2 separate regions of the Homo sapiens genome follow, and region 2 is linked to region 1. A link is a contact called in ENCODE Hi-C or POLR2A ChIA-PET data. All regions are on one chromosome and are shown on one strand. The core of a region is the stretch at or near the end of the contact, and the rest is flanking DNA. Distances in the headings are between cores, read along the strand shown. Region 1 overlaps USP32 (ubiquitin specific peptidase 32). Region 2 overlaps USP32 (ubiquitin specific peptidase 32).

Region 1 (7,494 bases), core at 3,268-5,767:
ACAACATGGTTTTATAATTATTGTCATGTAAAAATGTCTTTTAAACCAGTAAAAAATAAAATAAACAGAATGGTATATTTATACTGTCTTTTATTATTACCTATGTAATTTCTACTATTGGTGCTCTTTATTTTTTTTTTTGGCAGTTTTTATGGTTTTATTTAAACATAAAACATGCATATGAGCTGTCTATTCATTTTCTTCACAGGCTGGCATTGGGATTGGTGACTCTGATGGCCAGCTGGGCTGCTCTTTCCACAATGTCTTTGCAGTTCTTGGAGGAAACACTGTGGGCAATCTCAGCACACTTGTTGCACGTCAGCAGCACTTCCAGCTCCTTGACATTGCGGACCAGGAAATTCTGGAAGCCACTGGGCAGCATGTGGTTTGTTTTTTGTTGCTGAACCTTCTACAAACTCTGTTGTCAATACCTCTGGGTTTCTGTCAGTTACACTTAGTTTTGACATATCAGTGTAACTGGTGCTGGATGAAATTCTTGGTTCTCTTTTTGATGATCTTGGACTTCACAAGGGGTCTGAGGGCAGCTATGATGCCAAGTAGGAGATGGCTGCCACCTCCGTAGGCAGCGCCAAGGAAGAGAGCCTCTTTATTTGTTCATGTGGATGTTAATAACCGTCTGGTGTCACTTATTTTCAGCTTGAAGAACTTCCTTCAGTATTTAAAGACAGATTTCCTGGTAACAAATTTTCAGTGTTCATATAGGAATGTCTTTAGTTCACCTTCTTTTTTTTTTAATGTGTTTTTTTTTAAAAAGCTTTAAAAATATTTCTATTAAAAAATTATATATAATAATAGTATATGTTTTTGGGGTACATGTGATATTCTGATATATGCATACAATGCGTAATGATCAAATATGGTAATTAGGATATTCATCACCTCAAATATTTATCATTTTTTTGGGTTGGGAATATTCCGAATCTTCTAGCTAATTTGAAATATACAATAAATTATTTTTAACTATAGTTACCCTACTGTGCTATTAAACACTAGAAGTCATTCATTCTATCCAACTGTATTTTTACAGTCATTAACTAACCTCTCTTCAATATTATCCCTCCTGCCCTTGCCAGCCTCTGATAACCATCATAATACTCTCTAATTCCACGAGATCAACTTTTTTAGCTCCCACTTAAAAGTGAGAACACGTGATATTTGTCTTTCTATGCTTGGCCTATCTCACTTAACGTAATGACCTCCGGTTTTATCCATGTTGCTGCAGATGACAGGATTGCATTCATTTTATGGCTGAATAACATTTTATTGTGTATGTGTGTGTGTATATATATATATATTTTTTTTTTTTCTTTATCCATTCATCAACTGATGGACACTTAAGTTGATTCTGTATCTTGGCTATTGTAAGTAGTGCTGCAATAAACACAGGGGTGTAGATAGCTCTTTGCTTTACTGATTTCCTTTCTTCTGAATATATACCCAGCAGTGGGATCGCTGGATAATATGGTGGATCTATTTTTAGTTTATTGGGGCACCTCCATACTGTTTTCCATATTGACTGTACTAATTTACATTCCCATCAATAGTGTACTAGCACTTCCCTTTCTTCACATCCTCATCAGAATCAGTTATTCTTTGTCTTTTTTATAATAGCCATTTTAACTGGGAGATAATATTTCATTGTGGTTTTGATATTTCGATTATGATTAGTGATGTTGAGCATTTTTTCATATATCTGCTGGCCATTTGTATGTCTTTTTTTGAGCAATGTCTATTCAGATCACTTGCCCATTTTTAAATTGGGTTATTTGGTTTTTTGTTATTGAGTTGAGGCCTTTATACATTCTGGTTATTAAAACCTTGATGAATGGATAGTTTGCAAATATTTTCTCCTATTCTGTTGGTTGTCTCTTCACTCTGTTGACTGTTTCCTTTGCTGTAAAGCTTTTTAACTTGATGAAATCCTGTTTGTCCATTTTTGCTTTGGCTGACTGTGCTTTTGAGGTATTATACAGTGTCATACCACTCAGACAAATGTCCTACAGCATTTCCCCAATTTCGTCTAGTAGTTTAGGTCTTAGATTTAAGTCTTTGAATCCATTTTCTTTTCTTTTTTTTTTGAGGCGGAGTCTCCCTGTGTAGCCCAGGCTGGAGTGCAGTGGGGCAATCTCGGCTCACTGCAACCTCCACCTCCCGGTTTCAAGCAGTTTTCCCACCTCAGCCTCCTGAGTAGCTGGGATTACAGGCGCCTGCCACCATACCCAACTAGTTTTTGTACTTTGAGTAGAGATAGGGTTTCACCATGTTGGTCAGGCTGGTCTCGAACTCCTGGCCTCAGGTGATCCAGCCGTCTCGGCCTCCCAAAGTGCTGGGATTACAGGCATGAGCCACCTCGCCCAGCCTCTTTAATCCATTTTGATTTGATTTTAGTGTATGGTAAGAAATTGGGAACTGGTTTCATTCTTCTGCACGTGGATATCCAATTTTTCCAGCACCATTTATTGAAGAGATTGTCCTTTCTCTAATGTATGCTCTTGGCATCTTTGTCAAAAAAGAGTTGGTTGTAAATGTGGGGGGTTTTGCTTGTTTGTTTGTTTTGGTTTTTTTTTTGTTTGTTTGTTTTTGAGACAGAGTCTCATTCTGTTGCCCAGGCTGGAGTGCAGTGGCGTGATCTTGGCTCATTGCAACCTCCACCTCCCCAGTTCAAGCGATTCTCCTGCCTCAGCCTCCTGAGTAGCTGGGACTACAGGCATGTGCTATCACACCTGGATAATTGTTTTGTATTTTTAGTAGAGACGGGGTTTCACCGCGTTAGCCAGTATGGTCTCAACCTCCTGACGTCATGATCCACCTACCTCAGCCTCCCAAAGCACTAGGATTACAGGCGTGAGCCACCACGCCTGGCCTGGATTTATTTCTGGGTTCTCTGTTCTGTTCCATTGGTCTATTTGTCTGTTCTTATGTCAGTGCCATGCTGTTTTGGTTACTATAGCTTTGTAGTGTATTTTGAAGTCAGGTAGTAATTCACCTTTATTTCTGAATTACAGTTCTGCTAGATAAAGAATTCTGGATTGACAGTTTTTGCTTTTTTGGTTTTTTCCTTATATCACTTTCTCATATCACTGCACACTGAGCTCTATTGTTTCAAAAAGTCAGCTGTTTATCACATTGTGGTTCCCTTCTACATGATGAGTCTTTCTGCTCTTGTGGCTTTCAACTTCTTCCTTTGTCTTTAGTTTTCAACACTTTGACAATGATATGTCTAGGTGTGATTCTTTCTGTGTTTAACCTAGTTGGAGTTCATTAAGCTTCTAAGATTAATAATTTTCGAGAAATTTTAGAACTTTCAGACATTATCTTGTCAAACTTTTTTCTGCTTCTTTCTTTCCTTCTGAGACTTTCATTATGCATATTTTGGTAGACTTGATCATGTTCCAACTTCTGTGAAACTCTGTTCATTTATTTGGTCTTCTTTCTCTCTTTCTGATGAAATAATCTCTATTGATCCATATTCTGTTTTGCTGAATATTTCTCTGTCAACTCAAATCTGCTAGAATTTCTATTTGATTCTGTTTTAAATTTTTATTTATTTATTGCTATTTTCTATTTGGACAAGTCAGTGAGATCATACATTCCTCTAATTCTTTAAATACAGCTTCGTTTAGCTCTTTGAAAACATTTACAATAGTTGTATTGAAGTCTTTGTGTGCTAAGGAGAACATCTGCTGCCACCTCTGAGACAGTTTCTACTATTCTTTGTTTTTTCCTCGTATATGGGTCACATTTTCCTGTTTTATTCCATGTCTCATAATTTTTTCTTGTTGAAAACTGAACACATTTGATACTTTATATTAGCAACTCTGGATTCTGAACCCCTGTGTGTTTTGTTTTGTTTTACGACTTCCTGGAACAATTCTGTAGAGTTTATCTTCCGGTACAGTATCTTGCAGTGTGAAGCTGCTCAGTTTCTTCGTGTTTTCTTTTTTATTATCTGTTTTTATTTTTAAGCTTGGCCTTCTTGGGGTGAGCCTAACTTACTGGTCAGCCAATGACTGCTGAGAGGTTGTGCTCTCAGCAGTTTACTGGTTGTGTTTAGCCAGTAACATTCACACCCTTTTCCTGATGGATCTGTACATGGTTTGGGGAATGCATTTAAAGTTTGGGCAGGTTACAAGCCTACCCTGGCTTTTACTTTCTGCACATGCAAGGCTTCACCTTCAACTAGGGAAGAATAAAGTGCTAAAGCCCACTTTGGTTTCTCCTGAGTTTGTGTATAGCCTTGTACAAGCAGTCTACAGATCACTGGGGACATGAGAAAGCTTGCTAAGGCTCACTATGGTGATCCTGTTCCCTGTTAAAAATTTGACTGGTCTGTTGTTAGTCTGCTGCTTCCCCTAACCAGTATTTTATCCCCAAGCTGGTGATGTCAGTTTTCCCTCACTGTTTACCACCATGATGGTATGTATTTATTTTATTATCCTTGGACAGGCATTTATTCCTGCTCTCCTTCAAATCATGAATCAGACTGACAGCCCATGCAGACTTGCTGGATGGGAGGAAATGAAAGCTGCTCCTGGTTAAATTACCACACACTTCCATTGTTCTCACCAAGGATTAGTAGTTCTTGAATAAATGCTTCTCAATTTCTTGTATATATTTGGTCAGTTTCCAGAGTCCTGAAATGGTTGTTTGACAATTTTGTTCAGTTTTTTAAGTGCTTTTGGGGAAAGGGTTGGCTGAGATCTTCACTCGGCCATTCCAGAAATCACGATACTTTTTTTTTTTAACAACGTACTGACTGTAAGTTAGAGACAAATATTTGTTTCACCTCATTGCATATGAACCAACCTGAATCATCCTTTAAAAATTATCACAGTCAAATGAATTTTTATAAGTAATAGTAGAGGCAAAATAAAATAAAACTGAAAATGAATAAACAAATTTTAAAAAAAACCCACAGATGAAATGAACCCATTTGGAACCAACAATTTTAAATCTAGACTTATTAAAAAATACAAAATACAAAAGGCAAATTATTGGTACTTTTAATGAAAGAGGTCCTAAACTTGATTCTGCCAGTCCCATGTAATTTCAGGTCCTCAACTTCTATAAATCTTGGTTTCCACTTTTACAAAATGAGAGACACTAATTTCATGCAGTTATTCTAAGGACCAGATGAGATAATGTAACTACATGTATTTTACAAAGAATAACTTTCTATGAAAATATAAGATTATATCAACCTTATTTTTTGAAATAGGGATGCTATGAGTAGTTGTAAAATAAGCCAATAAATATAAATATAGGCTATAAAGCATTATTTCTACCTATGCTAAGTGATATTTACCTCAGAATATATTACTATAATAAATTAGATTGTAATATTCTAAGAAAAAAAGTCACTATAGCCACATAAAAGCCTTTATGTATGTCCTTACAATATCTGGTTTCTACATGTCAATTATTTTAAAATCCTACGTTAATATATTTTAAAATCTTTTAGTAGCTAAAAACTAGAGACAATCAAGAAAACACTCAAGAATATCAAGACTGAGTCTTCTGAGTATGAATATTTAAAAAACTACATGAAAGTTGGGCACATTGGTGTACACCTGTAATCCCACCTACTCAAGAGGCTGAAGTGGAAGGATCTCTTGAACTCAGGAGAGTTCAAGACCAGCCTGGGCAATACAGTGAGACCCCATCTCAAAAGAAAAACCAAGACAGAAAATAAAACCAACAAACAAAAACTACATGAGACTAGAGTTTTATGAAAGCAACATTTAAAAAAATAGATTTTGCTTAATCTTCTTTAAGAAATAACCATGCTGTTTTGCATATGGAGTGGCCACCCATTTATTCCTTTCTTTTCTTTTTTTTTTTTTGAGAGAGTCTCACATTGTCACCCAGGCTGGAATGCAATGGCATAATCTTGGCTCACTGCAGCCTTGACCTCCTGGGCTCAAGCAATCCTCCCACCTCAGCCTCCCAAGTAGCTGGGACCACAGGCGTGTACCACCAAGCCTTGATAATTTTTGTATTTTTTGTAAAGACAGGGTCTCACCATGTTGCCCAGGCTGGTCTCGAACTCCTGAGCTCAAACAATCCACCTGCCTTGGCTTCCCAAAGTGCTGGGATTACAGGCATGAGCCACTACACCCAGCCCCTTCACTTTCTTAATAAACTTGCCTTCACTTAAAAAAAAAATAATAATAATAAATAACCGTTTTTAAAACTTGTCATTTAAAAACTTAGAAAATATATCTACTACTTTAAATATCTATATCTTAATTGGCATGTCCTGTTTAAATGCTGAATATGTAATCCTATTCTCAGGTATTCCAAACAACTCTATTTTAGTAAACTCCCATCTATCCAGAAACCCAAGCCAGAAGAAACTACTGAAAAGTTTGTATGCACAATACTTTCAAGAAAAAGTCAAATGACAGTACCTATTGAGAGTTTATTTTAAAAGCAAATTTTACTAGAAATTCAGTCCTATTTCTGAAACTATCTACACAAATGTGTAGCATAATAGCAATGTCACAAAGCAATGAAAGACACTCAAGTTATTAAAAATTGGACTATAGCTATAAAATATGCATACCTTTGTTTTTTAAATATAATCCGGATATTTGATCTTAAGTAATTTATCCTAAAGTAAATCCTTAAGCCAAGACATAGAGATTTTATTAACAAAATTGGTCCAATATGCTTATACTAAAAAAGAATAATAGAGAATGAACAGGAATGCTAGCCAATCATTTAAAATTATATTCAAAGAAGGCTTTATTCTAATATATTAAAGTATTATTTTATATGATCTAGAGTGAAAATAGGAGCAGGGAATAAAGTAGGTATTTCAGAATATTCCCATTTTTATATGAATTTTACAAATATCACTGTGGGCATATGTTTATATGAATATTAAAAATGTCTACAGCAATTATCTATAAATTATCTATAAAATCTTTCTCTGCTTCTTTTTGTTTAGCTCTATTTTCTAATTTTTCCAACAATAAACATATTTTTGTACTAAAGAAAACTGGCTACCTTTTATCTCATTTCAAAAAATGAAATTTAGTATTCAGTGCAATTTTAATGTTAAATAGAATTTGCCTTCTTAATTAATCTATAGTACCTTCCCTTATCTAGGAAGGTACTTTAACAAAAATATTTCAATATGTAACTATTTTTGAGAAATAGTTAATGATTACATTAAAATAGGACATGCTGTTCCTCAGTAACCAATATATTTCAAGTATGTGAAATTTCAACTATATAATTGAAACTACAAATTTACCTAATAATTTGTCCTTCTTCTTCCGGAGTAGCTGGTCTTAACCCCAGAACTATGTGACACACCTAGGGAAAAAAATGGTAAATCAAAGTTTATTAACTGCATAATATTTCACATTATCTGCATGAGACCCATTTCCTAAATTGGAATCTGAATTAGCAACAGTTTTCAACTCATGAATTATCAATTATTCACTTGAGCAAATTTTAACTTTA
Region 2 (7,494 bases), core at 2,336-4,835, 120 kb after region 1:
GTTGATTAAATTCAAGGTACTTATTAAGTTCTACACAATGATTTTTTTTTAAGAGACAGGTTCTTGCTGTCACCCAGGCTGGAGTGCAGTAATCATAACTCACTGCAGACTTGAACTCCCTGGCTCAAGTGATTCTCCTGCCTCAGCCTCTCAAGCAGCTAGGACTACATGCACTTGCTACCATGCTCAGCTAATTAAAAAAAAGATTTTGTAGAGACAAGGTCTCACTATGTTGCCTAGGCTAGTCTCGAACTCCTGCCTCAAGTAATCCTCCCACCTTGGCCTCCCAAACTCCTGGGATTACAGGTGTAAGCCAGCGTGCACAGCCTACAAAATAATTTTTTTTTTTTTTGAGACAGAGTTTCACTCTTGTTGCCCAGGCTGGATTGCAATGGCCCCATCTCAGCTCACTGCATCCTCCACCTCCTGGGTTCAAGCAATTCTCCTGTCTCAGCCTCTAGCCAGAAAAGTAAAAGAAAAAATTATAAAAATAAAAAGAATTTTTTTAAATGTTTAAACAAACACATCTTTAAGAACTAAAATGATGACAACAACAAAGGACAAAAAGACAATGAAAATAATGAAGAAATACAACTACCAAAAATGGGAAAGGTTCTACTTTGACACCAATCCAAAAAAAACCAATTAAAACAAGCTACCATTTTAGATTACTCAATTAGCAAAGAATTTTTTGCAAATGATAATACCAAATGCTGAAAGGGTTTTAGTAAATTAACACTCAGATTCCACTTTCAAAAAATTATTTGAGGCTGGATGCAATGGCTCACACCTGTAATCCCAACACTTTGGGAGGCCGAGGCGGGAGGATCACTTGAGGTCAGAAGTTCAAGACCAGCATGGGCAACATGGCAAAACCCTGCCTCTACAAAAAAAAATACAAAAAAAATTAGCTGGGCATGGTGGTGCCCACCCAACCACTCAGGAGGAGGCTGAGGTAGAAGGATCCCTTAAGCCCGAGAGGTCGAGGCTACAGTGAGTTGTGATCACACCACTATACTCCAGCCTGAGTGACAGAGTGAAATGCTACTGTCTCAAAAAAAAAAAAAAAAAAAGAAGAAAAGAGAAAAAAATACATTTTGAGCAGCAAGTTGTGGTGGCTCAATGCTTGTAATCCCAGCAACTGGGAGGCTGAGGCAAGAGTGTCTCTTGAGGCCAGGAGTTTGGGACCAGCCTGAGCAACATAGCAAGATCCCATCTCTAAAAAAATTAAAAGTAGCAAGGCATGGTGGCTCATGCCTATAATCCCAGCACTTTGAGAGGCCAAGGCTGGAAGATTGCTTGAGACCAGGAGGTTGAGACTATCTTAGACAACACAGTGAGACCCCCATCTCTACAATAAAAATAAAAATAATAAATTAATTAATTAAAAACAATTAGCTGGGTATGGTGGTGTGAACTCATAGTCCCAGCTGTTCCAGAGGCAGAGGCAGGAGGATTGCTTGAGCCCAAGAGTTCCAAGGCTGCAGTGAGCACCACTGCACTTCAGCCTGAGCAACAGGGGAAGACTCTGTCTCTAAAAATTAAAAAAAAAAAAAAAAAAAAAAAAATTAAATGGCCGGGCGCAGTGGCTCACACGTATAATCCCAGCACTTTGGGAGGCCAAGGCGGGTGGATCACCTGAGGTCAGGATTTCAAGACCAGCCTGGCCAATGTGGTGAAACCCCGTCTCTACTAAAAATACAAAAATCAGCCAGGTGCGGTGGCACACGCCTATATAATCCCAGCTACTCAGGAAGCTGAGGCAGGAGAATCGCTTGAACTTGGGAGGTGGAGGTTGCAATAAGCCAAGACTGCACTACTGCACTCCAGCCTGGGCAACAGAGCAAGATTCTGTCTCAAAAAAAAAAAAAATTAAATGAAACACATGTATAAATGGCCAACATGCACATATAAAGGGTGTTCAACATCACTTAGTCAAGGAAATGCAGATTAATCCACATTGAGATACTACTTTCCAACAATCAGGATGGCTAAACTGAAAGACTGACAATATGAAGCACCAGTCCTGCAAGCTCCTTTCATGTAAGTAAAAAGGCCACATGAGACATTAGAAGAATAAACTGCCAACAACTCATAGTCTTGAAAGGAGACTTAGGCAAGTGACAGTGTTCAGGGTTGAATTAGTGATAAATACTTAGAATACTAAGCAAACACAAATAAAATCAGTCATCAGCTCCAAGGAAAACAAACATTGTGCTAGAAAAGTAATCAAAACTTACTACCTAATTTCAGCTGTGAATCCTACGCATATGCTCATAAGGTAAACATTTAACAGTTATCTAAAATTACCATATAACTATTGCGGTAGGATTAAGTAACAGGGAGAGGGGAAGGGGAAGTGGCTAAGGTGGAAGGAAGGGAGAGACAACTAAATTCTCATGCTCAGAAGTGGGAAGTCAACAGATAATGCTGAAACTGAAAAATCAATACCAAATACCAAAGATCAACTAAAAGAATACAAAGTGGTCTCCTCTAAGAGAAGGAAAATGCCAAGGAAAATTAAGGAGCTGGTTGTCATTTAACAAATCCTGGTCAAGCTATTAACACTTTAAACTACAGTTATGCATCACAAATGACAGGAATGCATCGTTAGGTGATTTCATCATTGTGCAGACATCAGCGTGCTTACACAAACTTAGATGGTATAGACTACTACACACCTAGGCTATATGGGATGGCCTATTACTCCTAGGCTACAAACCTACACAGCATATTACTGTACTGAATATTGGAGGCAACTGTAACACAGTATTTGTGTATCTAAACATATCTAAACATAGAAAAGGTATAGTAAAAATATAGCCTTAAAGATAAAAAAAAAAAAAAGTCCAGGCACGGTGGCTCACTCCTGTAATCCCAGCACTTTGGAAGACTGAGGTGGGAGAATCACTTGAGGCCAGGGGTTTGAGACCAGTCTGGGTAACACAGTAAGACCCCGTTCTCTACATTAAAAAAAAAAAAAGAAAAATTTCCCAGGCTTGGTGGCATGTGCCTCCAAGCTACTGAAGACATTGAGGCAGGAGGATAACTTGAGCCCTTGAGCCCAAGAGGTCCAGGCTGCAGTGAGCTATGATCATGCCACTCCAGCCTGGGTGACAGAGTGAGACCCTGTCTAAAAAAAAAAAAAAAAAAAAGACAAAAAAATGGTTCACCTAGGCTGGGCTTGGTGACTCACATCTGTAATCTCAGAGCTCTGGGAGGCCAAGGCAGGAGACTTGAGCCCAGGAGTTCAAGAATAGCCTGGCTAACATAGCGAGGTCTCTACAAAACATAAAAAACAAAAAAATCAGCCAGGTATGGTGGCATGCACCCATAGTCGCAGCTACTCTATAGGCTAAGGTGGGAGGATAGCTAGAGGCTAAAGTGGGAGACAATCTCTTGAGCCCAGGAGCTCGAGGCTACAGTAAGCCATGATCACGCCACTTCAATCTACCCTGGGTGACTGAACAAGACCCTGTCTCGAGACAAAACTAAAAATCTTTTTTTAAAAAAGGTACACCTATATAGGGCACTTACCATGAATAGAGCTTGCAGGATGAGAAGTTGTTCTGGGTGAGTCAGTGAGAGACTTAGGGGTGAGTCAATGTTGAAGTCCTAGCCCTAGGACATTACCATGGAGTACTGCAGTAGATTTTATAAACACTGTGCAATTCGGTTACACCAAATTTACTAATTTTTTCTTCAATAATAAATTAATTTTAGCTTACTGTAATTTTTTTTTTTTTTTTTTGAGACCAAGTCTTGCTTTGACACCCAGGCTAGAGTGCAGTGGCACGATCTTGGCTCACTGCAACCTGCACCTCCTGGGTTCAAGCAATTCTCGTGCCTCAGCCTCAGCCTCCTGAGTAGCTAGGATTACAGGCGTGCACCACCACAACCGGCTAATTTTTGTATATTTTAGGAGAGACAGGGTTTCACCATGTTAGCCTGGCTGGTCTCAAACTCCTGGCCTCAAATGATCCACCCGCCTCGTCCTCCCACAGTGTTGGGTTACAAGCGTGAGCCACCATGCCCAGCCAGCTTACTGTAACTTTTTTACTTCATAAACTTTTAAATTTAACTTGTTGGCTCTTATAATAACCCTTACCTTAAAACACATTGTACAGTGTCCAAAAATATTTTTTCTTTATATCTTTATTTAAAAAGTTTTTACTATTCATGTTTTATTTTCCTTTTTAAGCTTTCTTGCTAAAAATGAAGACATACACTTTGGGAGGCCGAGGTGGGCGTATCACCTGAGGTCAGGAGTTCAAGACCAGCCTGGCCAACATGGCAAAACCCATCTCTACTAAAAATACAAAAATTAGCTGGGTGTGGTGGCATGCACCTGTAATCCCAGCTATTTGGGAGGCTGAGGCAAGAGAATCGCTTGAACCAGGGAGGCGGAGGTTGCAGTGTGCAGAGATCACACCACTGCACTCTAGCCTCAGGGACAGAGTGAGACTCTGTCTCCAAAAAAAAAAGAAAAAAGACATAAACACACACCTTAGCCTAGGCCTACACAGCATCAAGATCATCAATATCACTGTCTTCCACCTTCACGTATTGTCCCACTGGAAAGTCTTCAGGGCAATAACACACATGGAGCTGTCATCTTCTATGACAATAATGCCTTCTTCTGAAATACCTCCTGAAGGACTTGCCTAAGGCTGTTACAGTTAAGTTTTGTTTTTTTTTTTTTGAGACAGAGTCTTACTCTGTCTCCCAGGCTGGAAGAGTGCACTGGCGTGATCAAGGCTCACCCCAGCCTGAACCTCCTAGGCTCAAGTGATCCTCCCACTCCAGCCTCCTGAGTAGCTAGGACCACAGGCGTGTGCCTAATTTTTGTATTTTTTGTAGAGACAGGTTTTCACCATGTTGCCCAGGCTGGTCTCAAACTCCTGGGCTCAAGCAACCCACCCAAAATGCTGGGATTACAGGTGGGAGCCACCACGTTCAGCCAACTTTTATTTAAATAAATAGAAGGAGTATACTCTAAAATAATGATTAAAGGTATAGTATAGTAAATGACTACATAAAAAAAGCAAAAAGCAAAAACAAGTAAATGGCTACGATGTCACTAGGCAATAGGAATTTTTCAGCTCTACTATTATCTTATGGGATCACAGTTGTGTATGCAGTCCATCGTTAACCAAAACATCATCATGCAGCACATGACTGTATAGGTATGTATAACATGGACAGAAACAGACATCTCAGAAAAAGCAAGATACAAAATTTTATGTACATTATGATTAAAACAATACTAAACACTAATTTGAAAAAAGAGTAACAGCAAATAATTAGCTGTGTTTGGTGATGAGATCATTAGTGAAATTTTCTCCCTTTATCTTCCAATCTCTTAGTAATCTTGTATATTGTTTTTTGTAATATTTAAATAAGTTTTACAAAAGTGCTGTTGGTGGCTGGTAGTTGATATTCCTGTTTGTCTTTGTTTATGAAGCTCCCTCCTTCTCTGTGGATACCACGCTTCTTCTTACCCTATATATCTATAACCAACTGTGAGAGAGTTTTTAATGTTTTGACAAAAAATTTTAAAGGTCACACAGAACAATCATAATCTTTTCCACTGATTACTATGATCCCTTTGAATAGTCTCAGCTTGCATGGTCATTTTTACAGTCCCATACTACTATGCAAACTGAGAAATGACTACATATAATATAGATTTACTCTCTATCTTAGTAATTTTCATCTTTATCATTGAGTACTTAAAGGAACGTCTACAATGCACCATAAACCATACAGCAGAATGTTAGAATTTTCACTATAAAACCAAACACGTCATATATGCACACCCATGAAGTGTACAAACAATACATACTAAATTATCTCTTAACACTATTTTTCCTTTTTCTGGTGTTTTGTTGTTGTTTGTTTGTTTGTTTTTGTGATGGAGTCTCGCTCTGTCGCTCAGGCTGGAGTGCAGTGGCACGATCTTGGCTCACTGCAACCTCCGCCTCCTGGGTTCAAGTGAGTCTCCTGCCTCAGTCTCCCCAAGTAGCTGGGACTACAGGTGCATGCCACCATGCCCAGCTAATTTTTATTGTATTTTTAGTAGAGACGAGGTTTCACCATGTTGGCCAGGGTGGTCTCAAACTCTTGACCTCAGGTGATCTGCCTGTCTCAGCCTCCCAAAGTGCTCGGATTACAGGGGTGAGCCACTATGCCCGGCCAAATCTTTAATTTCTAAACTAATTTGGAAAGACAGAAAAATTTGTATCTTCCTATGTGTGTAATCAAAAAATAGTAGTCAAAATATTCATTGCATTTTCACTGTCACTCAATCTTTTGCCAATTATAATCTAATTTTTTTTAGTTTTTGTTTTTAGAGACGGGGTCTCACTCCTGTCGCCCAGGCTGGAATGCAGTGGCACAATCATGGCTCACTACAGCCTCAAATTTCTGGACTCAAGAAATCCTCCAGTCTAAGCTTCCCAAGGAGCTGAGATTACAAATGCGAGCCACTGAGCCCAACTATAATCCGATTTTTTATTTGTATATCTAATTATTAAATAATTTTATATATAATTGCACAATATATATTTTATGAAAAGTAACGGTTTCTAAGATGAAGAAAATCTAACCCCTTCCATGAGTTCCAGTATCTTATTATAACTACACTAAGCTACAATAATAGCTTAATATTAAACATTAATGTTTCTTCGACCTAAGGAAGCTGATTTTTAAAAATAATAAATATTAATTTTAAACACAGTATTAAAGTATTAATAATCAAACAAAGCCACGCAGTGAAATGACATTTGAATTTTGGGAAATTTTCTTTTTTTTTCCTTTTCTTTTTTTTTTGAGACAGAGTCTCACTCTGTCGCTCAGGCTAGAGTGCAGTGAGGCAATCTTGGCTCATTGCAACCTCTGCCTCCCGGATTCAAGCAATTCTCCTGCCTTAGCCTCCCAAGTAGCTGGGATTACAGGTGCCTGCCATCACGCCCAGCTAATTTTTGTATTTTTAGTAGACAGGGTTTCACCATGTTGGCCAGGCTGGTCTCGAACTCCTGACTTCAAGTGATCCGCCCGACTCCACCTCCCAAAGTGCTGGGATTACAGGTTGAGCCACCACACCTGGTAAGAATGTTGGGAAAATTTTTTCATACTAACACATTGGCATATCAGTTATCAGTTGGATAAAAGTTTTCTTCTATATATGAAGTTATAAAATGCCACTGCCCAGAGACAAAAATCTTCTGAAGAGGTATTAGATGAATGGCTGACAACATCGAATAAAAACGCACAAAGAACATTGTCATAATAAACTTTTGATATCCAAAGGGCTACATTTGAGGGGTTATATACCTAAAAGAAACCTTTTTCGGCCAATATTTACATCCCCCTTAAACTCACCTACTACTCTCTCTATATATATGCCCATTAAGATAGGATATCTTCTGAGAACCTGCCTCCAGAAATAAAGTCTTTAAAAAGTTTGGGCCAGGCACGTGGTTCACGTCTGTA

Evidence for each region. A loop is a pair of places that touch in the nucleus more often than their neighbours do. ChIA-PET counts read pairs that join two places held with the same protein, here RNA polymerase II (POLR2A).
Region 2: a loop to region 1 is called in a map of Calu3, with 2.4 times the contacts of the local background. The contact joins two enhancer-like sites. A Hi-C loop is called at or near these places in 1 of 168 maps with a recorded cell type or tissue (Calu3). POLR2A ChIA-PET finds 5 or more read pairs at or near these places in 7 of 52 experiments (A549, AG04449, Panc1 and 2 more).

What each region holds. Positions count from the first base shown.
Region 1 is chr17:60,245,099-60,252,592 of GRCh38, forward strand. USP32 (ubiquitin specific peptidase 32) reads right to left here. Exons shown (of 34, transcript NM_032582.4): 11 at 7,283-7,344. It also overlaps the pseudogene RPL32P32. Among named protein-coding and RNA genes, the nearest start is that of CA4, 99 kb to the left of the region's middle. Within about 2 kb of position 4,518, at least 2 of the 41 ENCODE cell types and tissues checked have a DNase peak (open chromatin) inside an H3K27ac peak, as active enhancers do.
Region 2 is chr17:60,369,711-60,377,204 of GRCh38, forward strand. All of the region lies in intron 1 of USP32 (ubiquitin specific peptidase 32), which reads right to left. Among named protein-coding and RNA genes, the nearest start is that of USP32, 19 kb to the right of the region's middle. Within about 2 kb of position 3,586, at least 4 of the 41 ENCODE cell types and tissues checked have a DNase peak (open chromatin) inside an H3K27ac peak, as active enhancers do.